Linked DNA regions of Mus musculus: region 2 is linked to region 1. The links are chromatin loops, found by intact Hi-C in ENCODE. Cell type or tissue: heart. All regions are shown on one strand.

The links. A loop is a pair of places that touch in the nucleus more often than their neighbours do. Peaks named below come from ENCODE experiments on the same cell type or tissue, not always from the same donor. Only the 100,000 strongest peaks of a DNase experiment are listed, where the experiment ranks them.
Region 2: it touches region 1 in a loop (4-fold over the local background); 19 of 42 quality-filtered maps call a loop at or near these places.

The regions. Positions count from the first base shown.
Region 1 is chr5:69,510,209-69,518,208 of GRCm38, forward strand. It overlaps Yipf7 (Yip1 domain family, member 7), which reads right to left. Exons shown (of 6, transcript NM_023784.5): 6 at 6,462-6,990. The coding sequence ends at 6,828. Among named protein-coding and RNA genes, the nearest start is that of Yipf7, 28 kb to the right of the region's middle. In heart, no CTCF peak of the experiment used is centred here; no DNase peak of the experiment used is centred here.
Region 2 is chr5:68,248,101-68,256,100 of GRCm38, forward strand. No RefSeq gene overlaps it. Among named protein-coding and RNA genes, the nearest start is that of Grxcr1, 220 kb to the left of the region's middle. In heart, a CTCF peak has its summit at 4,755 (motif pointing right); no DNase peak of the experiment used is centred here.

The DNA.
Region 1 (8,000 bases):
GGTGCTGAAATCTGCTAGCTTTTGCTGGTTAGTAGAAGCATCCTCAGACTCTGTGGCTTTCGCAGGTACTCTTTGCCATTCCTGCTATTGACCTTGATTCCTCCTCTATGAAGTATATAACATGTTCATTCTTGCATGCTTCCTTTCTTCTATCTTGCACTACTCATCTCTGTGTACCGCATAGACAGTATTTAAAATATGAAAAGACTTGCTTTCAGGACAGGTAATACCTGGGTTTATATTCTATCCACAGAGATTATACTGTAGTTATACTGGGAATTATACTGTAGTTACTCCCAAAATGGCTAGAAGACAACAAAGAACAGGTGTGGCGAGATAGTGAGTCAACTTTGATGAAAAGTGCTAGCTAGAAAGAAAGAAACAAACAAACAGACAAGGAGAAAGAAAGATAGATATATGGTTGATACACAGATGTCGAGAGATAGATAATAAATGAAAGATAGATATAGACAGACAGACAGACAGATATTAGAGCTAGCCAAACTTTGTCTCTTTACATATATATATATATATATATATATATATGTGTGTGTGTGTGTGTGTGTGTGTGTGTGTGTGTTCTTTTGCTTGCTTTATCATTTATTTTGCAGTACTGAGCAAATATCTCTAGTTGGATGATCTGAATACATTAATTTCTAGCCCCTAGAGATCAGAACGAGGCTACAGACCCCTTCTTTAGAGATATGGAAAACATTCAGTATAAGAAGGATGTTCAAATATTTTATAGATGAATAATAAGCTGTCAACAAAACTCTTTCTTTCAATAAAGCTCATGAGCTAAAATAAGTTTATCTGGCCTGCTTTGACATCATTTCACTTGTCAATTGTACCCAATGTCAAAATAGTTGATTTCCAGGAAATAATATAGGGGGGAAAACGACTTTCCTTGAAATCCCAGAAATTCTCTCAAAACTGAGGGAGAATTTCGTTTACTCAGTAATCACTCTGTGCTGGGTGATGAGCTAAGTCATTCTCAAGCAATGTCTTAATCACCCCTCAACAGAACCTGGCAAATTTTGCAGCAAGCATTCATTTAATTTTCTGTTTAAAGAAAAGGAGATCCTATAAGCTGTTTGTGTTTTACTGCAATATCAGAATGTGACCTCTATTATTTCCTCTCAGGTCCCTCTTCTTCTCTTCTATCTCTATCATCCAAGTTTCCACCTATGACACACTCACTGTGCATAATATTGCATCTACCCCTTTGGCTTGCGTCAATGTAAAAGCTCATGTGTTTTACCTATACGAAACAAACTACACACACACACACACACACACACACACACACACACACACACACCACACACACTACCACCTCCACCACCACTACCATTGTGGATTCTCTGTGACAGTCTATTTGGTTTTGAAAATTAAAAAACAGAAAAAGAAAAAAAAATCATTCCACCCTTCTGTTCAGGAAAGGAAACTGATTTAGGAAGCTGCAGACGTGACTGAATAGAATCTGAGCAGAGCCTTTAGCCTGCTCACAAAAAGAAGCTGGATGTTGTTAAAGGGGCTTTGCAGTTGGTGTAACTCACCCGGAGACAGAGCAAGTAGCAGAGCATTTGTCATCAGCCCTTCTAAAGGCCACTGCCCTAGTTAACTGTGTGAACTGGGGCACTCGAGTCTGAGTAATTCAGGCCTCTTATTTCCAGCACATGTCCCCAGTCATTCTTGTCAAAATGGAGGCCACCTCTCCATGCTGAATGTGTCATTTATCTTTTGAAAAATAACCTGTAACTTTCATCCAGCTAGTAAAACAGAAAGAGAAAAAGGAAGAGAAAAAGTTACCTTCCCAGATAAAAATGACTGAACGCTTTTTAGGAAAGGACAAAGGGCAAGCCTGCTGGAAGGAGTTAAAGTGAAAGGACCCATTTCTCTCCTGTGTCGGAGTATGCTTCCACTCACTGCATTATTGGTTGACTACATACTACTGGCCACAAATAAATCCCAGATGTTGTGAATTAATAAAGTTAACACTTACATTCTATGTAATGCCCACCTTCCATGGACTGAGGAAAGAACTATAGTTTGTGAAGGTTTTGTATTCAAATGCCAGCCAGATCTGAACTGGCGTCTTTGATTTCAAGTAGAGTTCAATAGCCAGCCCTGGAATCTTTCGGGGCCCACTCTACTCTGGCCAGGAATTTGCCTTCTTCCTTGACCTGTTTGTTATTCTACAGCACAGCTGAAGCCAATGGTCCCTGTCGAGCATGCCTCAAGGTAAAGGCAAATGTAAACAGAGCCAATGGAAGACATGCTTGAAACTCTAATCGTTACACAGTGATCAGGGGCCATGGAATAAATTCTGGTCTCTGTCAGGATAGCATGGATAAGTGATTGAACCCCTTTGTCTTTGGGACCTTTAGCTGTGAGGTGAAGGCAAGGTCAACAGCATTTCATAGTTATCATGATAATCCTATGTGCTAATACACGTGTGAAGCACTCAGGCCAGTCTATAGTAAATCCTCGCTAAATAATGACATGTCAAAACTGAGCTGGTCCTAATGGCAACATAATCCTGCACTCAGGAAGCTGAGGCAAGAGGATTGGAAAATTCCAGCCACTTGAAGGACAGTAAGTTCAAGACCAGACTGGACTATATAGTGAGATTCTATCTAGAAAAACAAAAATAAGAACATAAACATAAACCAGAAATAAATAAAAAGTAAAAGCTTATTTGCATGCATTGTCTCATGCCGTTACTCTCCAAATATATTTCACTTTACTTAGCATTCAGTCAATAATCTGACTTACTCTCAAAATAAATTTATAGTCGTTTTGCTTCATGATTATTACACATATACTTTTACACATATAAGAATCACCTCCAAATTCACCTCCAAATTCTTTTTATGTTTTTTAGTAAAATTATATTACATATACACATATTTCCAGTGGAATTTTCATAAAATTTAATTTTGTCATCTAGATCCATAGTATATCTGCCTATATAACCAAACTGTCTTGAAATATATCCTTAATATTTTTAAGGTTTATATTCATATAGAGAATCTATATTTTCTAATATATCAGTTTAATTCTTGGCTGTTGGTGATAGTCTTGTGGAAGAGTGGGAGTTAGAATGGAGAAAGCTCGCGGGGTCAAGGATGCCACAAAAAGGCCTACACAGTCAACTAACCTGGGCCCATGGGGCTCACAGACTGAACCACCAAACAACAAGTATGCAGGGGCTGGACCTAGGCCTCCCCACACAAACGAGCAGATGTGCAGCTTGGTCTTTGTATGGGTTCCCTAACAACTGAGGTGGAGGCTCTCTCTGACTCTGTTGCCTGCTTTTGGAGCCCCTTCTACCAGACTGGACTGTTTGGTCAGAGGGAGAGGCTAGGCTTAGTCTTGTTGGAGATAGATGTCCCAAGATAGGTTGGTACCCAAGCAAGGATTCCCCTTTTCAGAGGCGAAGGAGAGGGGTTATTGAAGGAAGGATCTGTAAGGGTGGGACTAGGAGGAGCAGAAGTAGGGCTTGCAATCGAGATGTAAAGCGAATAAACGAATAATGAAGCTAAAAATCAAAACCAAAAATCAAAAGAAAACTCAACACTTAATTAACTTGTCTACTAATGGATTATTAAACAAACGGCAACAATTCAACTCCTCCGCCATCCTGACTTCCTTTCCACAGGCTTGCATGTGAGCATGCTCATACTTTAGTAATTATCCTGCTTGTTTGCTTACTGTTTATTTGCTTTTCTTGTCTAGTCTTCCCACACTCACCGCTCAGCTTCAGTTGTCTTATTTATCATAGGTATTAATTTCCAATCACTGTGTCAATCTTTCCCTTATTCATTCATTCATTCATTCATTCATTCACCCCATAAATAGAAATAGAAAATTTCAAAGAGCAACGAAAAGTAGTTTTAAAAAACAGAAACAGAAATAAACTTCCAGGAATATTGTTTCTGGGATAAGGAGTTTGGCTTCAACATTTTTATCTTCTGGATGAGGAGAGAGAGCATAGAAGTAAAGAAATGGAGGTATATGAGATTAAACCACTTTAATTACCCTAGTGTGCAACAGAGGAGAGTTAATAGGGTGAGGCTGAGTGGAATGTGTGTTAGTAGAAGAACAACAATGTACAGTCTCAGATGAGGAAGTGGCATGAATACAGAGCTGGATCATATGTAATGTCTGACAGAAGCAAGCCGCAGGTAAACCGAGTAAATATGAGGCTTCAGAGGCGATAAACTGTGTAGTGTGAGAGCAAAAGTGAGAACAGTGAAGAGGGAACTGAAGAGCAGGTGTGACGTTAAGAAGGCAAAGCATGTCACAAGGCCAGGTCATGCCGGCAAGCGCTTTAAAAATTTACTGTGCATCTAATTCATCTGGGATCTTGTTAAAATGCAAACTCAGATTCAGAAGTTCTGGGGCTGGGCCAGAGATTTACAACTCTTAACGGGATTCCAGAGAATGCTATCTGTTATTCCAAGGGCCGGACTTTGACTAGAAAGCATGTGGGTTGTGAAAAAGAGGTTGGGGGAGGGGGGGCTGTAAGTACAAATGAATGTCATAAAAGGGCCTTGGGTTGGCCTGACCATAAATAAATATACATATTCAAAGGCTCTAACATCCTATGTGTATAAAGAAACCTGCTGCAGAGAATGCATAAGGGAAAGAATCAGCGAGTAGACCATTTCCTTTAGCCAGCAGTTCCATGCTGGCTGGGAAAGAGCTTGTGTCAGTCACTTTTTGTAACTTTGGTAAGAGAGCTGAGCAAACAACTTTAGAAAAGAAAAACTTGTTTTGGACTCAAAGTTTGCCCCATCAATTCTATGCCTATGTGGGGTAAGACACAAAGAAAGTCCTAGTGAGGAATATGTGGCAGAGCAGAGAAGTTCACTCCAAACTGACAAACAGGGGGCACAGATTAGAAACATCATTTAAAGGCAAAACCTCTGTGATCTTCTTCTTCCAAGCTGGCCCAATCTCCTGCTTTCTATCTCCTCCCAGCGACATCATCGGATTAAGAATTCACCGATGCATCCGTTCATTGATTATGTCCCTGACCTCATGATCCAATCATGTCTCACTGAAAGTGCAGTCTGAGAAGGAAGCCTGACGCACAAAAGACCTTTGAAGAAACACTTGGTATCCTATCCAAAGAGCTCTTGAGAGACTGTCACATTTAAAACGTATTTTCAGGATAGGCTAAATCAAATATTGCACAAGATGTTGGTGAAAACCAAAAGTGATCAAGACTCCACTTACCACAAAAGTAAAAAGATTCTAAAGAAAAATGAGGAAGGCAGGATAGAAATCAAGGGATTATGAGCTTATCATATCACATAACATATAGGAGATATCATGTGAAAAATCAAATGTAGATATTAAGTGTAAATTGTATAGATACCAGGAGTTCAAGGAAGTCAATACAGATGGAATCTTGGAGTCACTATATTTGAAAGCCATTTAACTGAATTATCACAGGTAATAACTTAATATTAGATTTATGATTTAAAGGTAGAAGAAAGACAAGCCAAGGGGAGAGGGCTAAGAGAATTGGCTATTGGAAATCCATGTGAAAGATATAGGATGAAGTACAACACTAAGCCAGAAACTGGCAAAAAGACCAAGCCAATACCACTTACCAAATGAGATGAAATTGAAAAATACTTGGATGTAGTGTGGCATGTCATAACCCATTTGACAAAGGTTGTCATGGTAACAGGATGAAACTTCCTGCCCAGATGACCAGGAAGAGTAAAAAAATAATAAGGTAGATTCAGATATAAGGCAACCCTTTCAAAAGTTTTTTTTTCTATACAGTAGGCTAGAGAAATAGGTCACACGTGAAATTTTTGAGTTAGGGGGCAGTAGATAATGTTCATGTGCTTTTGAGAATGAAGGTTGAGGGAAGAGAGATGTGGAGAGAAGAAGGCGATAACAGGGAAACAAAGTAGACATCAGTAGAATCTCTCGTACGGTGGGAAGATGCAGTAGTGATCTACATGCTTATGGCTTTCATGAAAATAGGACCAAAATAACAGATACGGGAGGAAGAAAGATTAGAGACTTGAGCAGTAAAGCATTGGTGTTATTTGGTCATCTGAGTAGGAAAACAAATTTCAAACCAAAATGTAGTATAAGGATTAAAGGGCAGTGCTGAGAACTATTTCAAAAACTTCAATAGCATTAATACAAAATGGGTGGAATTTTCTGTAGGTACATTTATCTATTTAGAGAGAATATAGCAAAATTACTTAGGATATATGCAAGGGAGAGATGTAGTAATAGACCCTAGCATTTAGATCAGATGAGAGGGAAGTGAGAATCTGAAAATGTGTTGAGCCAATACATTATCTAAATGACACCGAATAACAGCTGTTAAGGTAAATTAAGGGATTTCTTTGACTCCGGATAGATAAAACCTCTGAACTCTCCAAAGGTGCCAAACTGTAACTTTTAACCACATACAGAGTTATGAAAGTTTTTGAAAAATATTTATTATAGAGTTAATAAATGTTAAGCATAAGATGGTATTTTGCTTACAATTTCTCAGAAGCATGTCTATTGAGAAAAACAGCATTCATCAGCACCAAGACTGTATCTCTTAATATTTCAAAACATTTTAACTGTTTTAATGCTCCAGGCTAAAAAAAAATCAAAACATCATCCCCACCAACAGGCTAGTAGAGAACTATCATTGAGCACTGTCTTGTCTCTCTGCTTAATATTCTCGCAACAGAAATAACACGGAAGTTATCTCACAGGATTTGAATGGAAATGCACTTCCAGAAAAATCTGAAGAGCCAACAGGTAGGATCTTGCAAAGTCACTTCAAGCAGTCTTTAGAAAACGGTCAGAAGGGCAAAGAGTCCATAAAGTAAGGCACAGGGGTAAGCGACAAGAAGCTGCTGTCCTTCCATGGCCAAGGCCGAAATGAAGATCTTAGAAGCTGAGAGACTGCACCAGGTAATGATGAGCAGGGCTGACATGGTTCCTATGGTACCCCTGTAGGAGAGACAAAGATGACAGATGCCTTATGCCTGAAGGGTGGGGGGAGGGGGCTGAATCAGAACTACCTGTGAAGTGCAGGTGGTGCATCTGTTCAGAGCATCAGTCTCCATTTGCAAAGGAGATTGACTACCTGAAGGAGCTTACAGGGCCTCAGGCAGCCAGAAAATATTTTATTCAAATCTGCTGTTCAGGACTGATCTTTTTACACTTTGGTAAATCTAGAATAAGCAAAAGCAGAAGTCGTGGTAATCATCAGTCTCATTTATTGACATTTCCTATTTTATTCCTGTTTCATGTAATGTATTTCTGAGTTTTGTGTATTGTGACTTTGGATTTTAACAAAGTCTAGTGGCTAAACATTTCATTGGTAGCTCTAGCTGGATGTGGTGGCCGCTAACAACGTTGGAGGCAGAACCTAGAGGGAAGAAGTTTGGCCCACCAACCCCTGCAACTTGTTCTCTTTCCTCCAGGCTGAGCAGCTGTCTCTTCCATCACACTTTCCTTATCACCATATCGACCTCTCCACAGAAGAAATTTAGCAAGCCTGTTCTAAACTGAGAGCCAAAACAAATATCTCCTCTTTAAACATGACTTTCTCAAGTACTTCATAACGCTTGTGAGATGCTCACACTCAATTTCCTTTATGATTTCAGGATGAAAAAAAAATGTCTAAACATGTAGTGGTTTTCCAAATCTAATTTACATGAACAGTCTTCTCTTTGTCCCTAGCACCCAAATCATTTAAGATGCTCTAAATACCGAAGACACTGAAAATACTCTTACCAAAAAAGATGGTACACCACAGTGTTATTATTTTGCAAAATCAATCAGACAAAGTTGTCAAACTTCTGTATAGAGCACAGCTCTGTAAGCAGAGCAACCTGCTAGAGCAAACAGTTATACAAAATGCAGTATCTGTCTGTGGCTAGAACTGAGTAAGCATAACTGGTTCTATCTATGCATTCACATTGTCCATTTCCTGTCATATTCTTTTGTTAAATCTG
Region 2 (8,000 bases), 1.3 Mb before region 1:
TTCTATACTTGGACATTATGCACTAAGCATATTAGTGTTGTTGTATATGATAGAATTTCTGTATTTAATTAGGCTGAACAGTATTTGCATTTTCTTCATCCACTCATCTGCCAACATACATTTAAATGTTTGTACCTCTTGACTTTTATGAATAATGCTGCACTGAATGTGTATTTACAAATATAATTTCAAGAGTTAAGAATTAAACTTTAATTTGTTTTGATATACAGTAAGCCCTGTATCTTCCTTGGAAGACTAATTCCAGAACATTCTGAGGTCCCAATACATACTCAAGTCCCTTCTACAAAATAACATACTATATGCATGGAACCTGTAGCATACACACTGTCGTCAACATACCTTGAATCATTCTATGTTACTTATAATACCTAGTCTATTATAAATGATAGGTAAATGGATGTCATGTTATGTAATTTAGGGACAATGAATGGAGCTCTTTCAGTTCATTTACCTTCAGTGGTAAAAATATCTGGAGATTCAGACTTGCTGATACCTAGAAGTTTGTGTTCTAGGCATCCTTTTAAGCAGTCAAGTTAATACTCAAAACTGCATCAGCAGTGGGCTGCAAATCAAACATCAATGAGATTTCACTTCACACTTGCTAATGTTACATTGGAAATAAGACAAGAATATCAATGATAAAAGACAATAGGTGTTGCTGCAGATATGAAAAAGGGAACCAACTGATGTTGCTGATGGGGATGGAAGGTGGTCCAACCACCTTATAAGAATTTGTGTAGGCAATCACTTTGGTTCAATGATATTCCCATACCTAACTGACATAATTTCAAGACCACTCTACCTAAAAAGATAAGAAATGAAAGGATCTCTTGAATTTTAGGGAAGAAAGAGATAAACTTATTTAGAGACAAAGGATGGATTAAAGGATCTTTAGCAGCATAGGAACAAAACTTTATTTTCTCTTTTTTATTATTCCTATAATGCATTTCAATCATATTCATGACTTTCCTCCAACTCTTTCCTGATCCATTCTACATCCCAATTTTGTTTCCACTTTAAAAAGAATATTTACCATGTACAGCAGATGCTACCCATAGTCTTAGATGTGTGGCCTTCAGCTTAAGTATGGTCAACTCATCAGGGACCACACCCTTGAAGAAAACTAACTCTTCCATCAGCAGCTATCAATTACAATAGTGACTTATGTAGGGTTGTGTCTTCATACCCAGCTCTTCTCTCTATTCTAGGAGTTTTGTCTGGCCTGAGTTTGTCCAGGTCGTGTGTGTGCTGTTTCAACTTCTGCTTAGCTATGGAGATAACTACCATTCAGCTACATGGTGAAAGCTGGTCGTGGAGAAAGTCTTCAGAGAAATAACTAAAAAGCCCAGAGTGTCAGGGAATCCTCTTTAGATTTGTGGCCAGTATCTGAAAGGGAAAATAGTCCACAAAAGAGAGAAAAACGAAGTTATGGTTTCTGAGTTGAATCTGGGAAAAATGCACAGGGTTAATTTACAGGTTTCTTAAGTGACTGCCTATGAGTAAGGGGAGCATTTGGCACTGCACTAAGAAAATAATTATTCCTCCTGTCTTCTTAGTCTGCTCTTTCATGAGTCAATTTTTTTCTGTGATGATCTCATAACCAGGTACTCAAGAGTCATGAGAGATTGTCTTCATCTAGGACGAGGATATTTCACTCTTTTGACCAGGAATCCTAAGGGGTGGCATTAGTGATATCTTCCTTTCTCTTGCTAAGGCAATGAGAGATGGATTTCAAAGCTGAGTAAAGGGAAGCTTTCACCTTAATAGACTCTAAGCCTGCTATCACCAGTCTAGCTAACAAAAGGATCTATCGAATCCTACTCACCAACTTCTGCCCTGACCTCTGATCCTTTTCCCACAAGGGGTGCCCTCAGTCCTTCGATCTCAGTAGGGTTCAGTTCAGTGTCTTTTCCCTTTTACAGTGGTCCTGAAAGTTTTTCTTTCCTGTTTAAATCTAGCTGGTGCAACTTCTTTGCAAATGATAAAAATAATTTCAATCAGAGGATTAATTAGAAACTAATCAAACCCTGGGTGTATACTTGTTTTTAAAATTATTGTAATCAAATCTAATATGAAAAGCAAAATGGAAACAATTTCATGCAAATTCTGATCTGAGAGACTTTTTGAAGTCAGTCTCCCATTGCTCTTGCTTCTTTAGAGGATCTTGTGCTTAGTCATCTCTTAATATACTAAATTAGTGTTTTAGGATTTTGAAGATGTGTACCATTTAGCGAATTAGTTTTCTTTTTCTTTTAGTCAAGTCTTAGAAATTTTACTGATATTGGAGTAACATCAGTCCATAGAGACTGACTATATTGATGCCCTGTCTTTCTACTGGAAGTGGACTCTGTAAGTTCCCTCTCCCCACTGTAGGGCATTTCATCTAAGGTCCCTCCCTTTGAGTTTTCAGAGTCTCTTATCTCCCAGGTCTCTGACTCAGTCTAGAGATTTCCCCCACCTCCTACCTCCTGAGGTTGCCTGTTTCAATTCTTCCTGCTGATCCTCAGGGCTTCAGTTCTGTCTCGCCCCAGCCCAATGCATGATTAAGTTACCCTCTTCCCCTGTCTGTCCCCTTTCCCATCCAGGTCCCTCTCTCCCTTCCTTTCTCCCAGTAATTGCTTTCTTCTCCCTCCCAAGTGGGATCAAGACATCTTTACTTGGGCCCTTTGGCTGGTTAACCTTCTTGAGTTTTTCGGATTGTATCCTGAGAATTCTGTACCTTTTTGTCTAATATCCACTTATCAGTGAGTACATACCATGCATATCCTTTTGGGTCTGAGTTGCCTTACTCAGGATGATATTATCTAGTTCCATCCATTTGACTACAAAACTCATAATGCCCTTGTTCTTAATAGTGGAGTATACTATTATAATACTCCATTGTGAAAATGAACCACATTTTCTGTATCCATTCTTCTGTTGTGGGACATCTGGATTGTTTCCAGATTCTGGCTATCACAAACAAGGTCGTTATGAACATAGTGGAACACGTGCCCCTGTGGCATGGTGGGGCGTCTTTTGAGTATATGCCCAAGAGTAATATAGCTGGGTCTTCAGGTAGACCTATTTCCAATTTTCTAAGGAACCTCCAGATTGATTTCCAGAGTGGTTTTATCTGTTTGCAATCCCACCAGCAATGAGCATCAAGTGGAGGGATGGGGTTGCCATCCCATAGTAAAAAACTTTGACCCAGAATTATTCCTGTCTTGAAAAACTGCAGGGACAAACATGGAGAAGAGACTGAGGGAAAGGATGTCCAGTGACAGTTTCAAACTGGGAGCCCGCTCAAGGGGAGGCCCCAAGGCCTGACACTATTACTGATGCTATAGTGTGCTTACAAACAGGTGTCTAGCATGAGTGCCCTCTGAAATGCCTCCAAAGCAGCTGAAAGAGTCAGATGCAAATATTTACACCCAAGCAATGGACAGAAGCTAGTGACTCCTCTGGTTGAATTAGGGAAAAGCTGGAAGAAGCTGAGGAAGAGGGCAACCCTGTAGCAGGACCAGCAGTCTCAACTAACCCTGATATCTCTCAGACACTGGACCACCAACCAGGTGGCATACCCCAGCTGATATGAGGCCCCCAACACATATACAGCAGAGGACTGCCAGGTCTGAATTCAGTCAGAGAAGATGCACCTAACCCTCAAGATACTTGAGGCCCCAGGGAGTAGGGAGGTCTGATGGGGTGGGGGCGGGGAAGTGGGGACAACCTCTTGAAGATGGGGGGGGGTATGGGATGAGGAACAGTCAGAGGGCAACTGGAGGGGGAATAAAGACTAGACTTTTTAAAAAGATTAAAGAATAAGATAAAAAGACTGACTATTAAAACATAAGAGTGATTTTCTTCAATGTGTCTCCTTCTGTTCCTCCTCCTTTCCCTCCTCCCCCTTCTCCTTCTATGTTGTATAGAATACCAGAGGGGAAACTTTAGAGGAGATACTTTTAATCCCGTAATGATGTCTCTTTTATAGGTGCAGTAGCAAACCATCGTCATTAGGAAAGCAAAGAAAAAAATCAAAATGAGAAAAATGACCCTTGCTAACTTTTGGAAAACTTTGGTATCTTCAAAAGCGTTCCAACTGATTTTATAATTTTAACTCAGTGCTAGTATCAGTTTCTAAATAGTTGCTTTTTCTGGAGGCCAGTTACTGTTTTCTTATGCATGAGGGCATTCGAAGCACATTTTTTTTAAAGGTATTCAGAATGGAGGAGAAGTAAATAAAGCTAAAGCTAAAAGAGAATCTGCTTTCCTGAGATAGAAAGGATATTCATATTCGGTGATATTATCTCTTTTTAGGCTAAAAATACCACAAAGAGTGCTTTCTTTCTTACAAGCAGACCAACTGTGGTAGTATCCACCAGGCCTTGAGAACCTGTGCTTTGAATATACTTATTACATCTTGTTCACTGACTACTAGGTGTGTCTCTCACATTGATTCTAGTTCAGCTTTGGCATAGACTGAAATAATAGTCTTCACAATTGCAAACCTGTGCTAGTGCACTTACTCTAGGTATAGGGTATTTTATGTTGAAGCAGGTTTTAAACTCTTTCCCCTGTGGTATAGCGAGGCAAGATGAAGATACTCTTAGAGTATCATAAACATAAGAATTATGTTGCTCGAATTGCTCAAAGTTGGAGAGGAGTCAGGACTCGGAAAAACTGATTACTCAGCACTAAAATTTTAATGAAAATACCTGGTTGGAATGCATCCAAGTGCAGAACGCTTTGCTAACTTTCCTTCAACTGCTTCAGCAGGTGGCGCTAGTGTGCTTTTAATGACACTCCGTATGCGTGTTGAGAAATAACTGGGCTAGAGTTTTTCTGTTTTCCCAGGGAATGGGCAGTTCTGTAGAAAACTAGGTACATAACCCTCTACGTATATGTATACACACACACACACACACACACACACACACACACACACACACACACACACACACACACACATATCATTTTAATCATGAAAGCATTCATGAATTACTTCTACAGAAGCTAACAACAAAAAGCTGTAATTGAAATTATCCAGCATAGGATTAAAATGCTTTCTTCAGTTTTCCTAGATTTTGGTTATGTTCTAGATTAATTCAACCGACGGCTACATTGTTTTGCCAACAGATCACTAAGAAAATTGATACTCTGCTACAGATCAGTGTGTCTTGTACAACGTGGATATGATTTAGCATAATGGAGGAGGGCCTGGGAATCTGAATTTCTAACACGTTTCCTAATGTTAGTATATATGTTCCTCATGTTAAACTTTGGGTAGGACTCCGTATCTGAGCTACCTTCAAGTCCGGTCACTGTGTGACGTTGGCAAAGCCATTTCATGACTTTGATAATGCAGTTATGAACCCAGGAGAAAAATATGGTATAGTGAACTTCCCTTTTGGGAATATGTGCACAGCAACCATCTAAAGATCCTATAAATTCTGAATTATCTGTTAATTTTAATTTACAAATATTTTAATTAGGGCTGGAAAGATGGCTTCGTGGTTAGGGATGCTTACTCTCTTACAAGGACACAGGGTCAGTTCCTCTGTGTGCAGTAGCTGTCAGCATCCTGTAATGCTCTAGGTGATTTGATAGCTCTGTCCTCTGTGGCTCTGGTACACTTATGCACACTGATTTTCAATTAATACCTCTTCCTGTGCCCCAACTTAGACATAATTAAAATAAGAACATTATGTTTAGTGTGTTTTAGATGATTTTTAAATTGAACCCACTGACTTCCAAATTTTTAGCAGTGATTTGTTTACAAAGAAACATTTTATTTCATTTAGACTTTAGCTTATGGCTTGACTTTTAGCCCCAAAGGGAACCCTGAAGCGAATAGAATGCTGGGTCTCTAAGCCTGAGAACTGACAGCAAGTTTACAATCTGGTACAAATAATTCACAGAGAGAAAGAAGGAGGAAAAAGTTCTAAATCACTTAATTACGCAACAGCGACTGAACAAATACCAAGGGGAATTGAGAGAGCAGTTGTGAATCATTTAATTCTGTGACCTTAAACTAAATTAATGTTCTAAGGGTATATGGTAGGCCACTTAGCCCTCTTATTTCCAGTGGGACTAGCCTCAATTAACACTGGCCCTTCTCAGGTCTAAGACCTTGCTGATATATGATTTCTTGTTGACCTCAGTAAAACTCACTCTGCTACCACATACAGTTTGTCCATCTGTGTCTCAGCAGGGCTCAACAACTTACAGTGGTTTACTGGATCGGGCAATTGCTACTTTAGTAATTAATACCTGAGTGTTCAGCAGCTGAGCAGTCTGAATAAATGACTTTTTAGATGTGTAGGCAAATTGAAGCAGGGTGCAAGATTCTTGTGGAAAGGTGGCGCTTTGAATTTTCAAGTCAGTCAAGTAAATGAGCTCTATTCTCTCAGTGCTAACTTTGAAATCCCATCATCTCTTTATCTTATTTCAGCTCCAGAGTTCAAAGCAGAGTGTGAGTCAATTGAGTTTTTGTAGTTTCTGTGACTTTACTAGTATAGTGAAGGTCTTTTAGAACCTTCCATTAGGGGTCATTGAGAAGTGAGGTTAAACACATGGAAAGACAGTTTGGGACTACACTAAATCACTAATGTATGCCACCTGAAAGTTTCTTTGTTTTGTTTTCGTTTTTTGTTTGTTTGTTTTAGGGAAAGTTATTCTGGGTGGAAGAGATGGTTTCTAGATTGTTTCCTAAACTCTTTACTTGTTACTTTGTGATTTCCTGAGAACTAACTTTCAATTCAACTATTAGTGAAATTTTACTTGTTTCAAAATAATATTTCCCTATAGTAAAATTTCAGGAAAACCCTTTTTTCCTTCTCAATGTGAGCAATATTTACTGATTATTTGAACTCTTCAGGCAATTTTGTAAATATTTAAATATCTTGGGTAATTAGTAGTACTAATAACATGCAGTTTTTCTTACAATAGCAGCAATCATGATATGCAAAACTGATATGTATGTTTAGATATATAAATTTCCACATTAACCTTAAAAAGATGACAGGCTGAGGCTTTCTAAAGATGCACTATGCCCAACTTCCATCACAGGAGGAGAGTCTGTGCATATTCTGTGCTTTGTCTTCATTGACTTGTAGCCATTCCATAGCATGGATCTCTGATGTCCCCAGACTTTCCCCGATGAAGAATTAGATTTAAAGTGCTCACCAAGTTCCATTTTACTTCCATAAAACTTGCATGGAACAGACAAGAGTTTCAGGCCTAGATCTTGCTCCTGAGAAGTTAGCACTCTTTTCAAAGCCAGGAGGAGGCAGCTGTGAGGTCTGGGAATGTGTCGAGAGAGAGAATGAAGAGCAACCAAGTGAGTAAGATTTGATATTGTGAAGCTCCCAAAATGTACAAATAGCATACCTCTCATGCTTCAGTTGATAAGAATTCTGTCAAAAGCCATATTTTTCCCTGCTAAAATTGTCTATGGCTTAGGAAGCAATAATTCTTATTGTTGCCAACACAGCTTCCAACCAGCACACCAATCCTTATTACTAGATGGAAAAGATACTGAAGTTGGAACCACTCTGATCACCTCATTAGGTTGACACTGATTTATTTCCCAAGTAACTGTTATGCAAAATGAGAACGTAGGGGATGTAGGTAGATATGTAAATTCCAAAATCCATTGGGTAACAAGAATTTCAAGTTATAAATATTTATAAGGAGAAGAAAATAGAGGAGAACCAGCCTGTTGGCAGAAATGGCAAATTGGAAATGAATACAAGATGGTTAGAAGATGACTTTCAGCATTCTTGCTTCTCAGAGCAGAATACAAGATATCAACAGAGACAGGAGCTTGCACAGACCCCTTAGCCAGATGCTGGGCAGAGAAATTTAGGGACCTGTAAACTCTCTGTGAAGATATAGGAGACCTTGAACTTCTGATAGTCATGTCTCTGCTTTGTGAGTTCTGAGATTATAGATATCTACTACCACTCTTGGTTTATGTGGTGCATGACAGGTGAAGG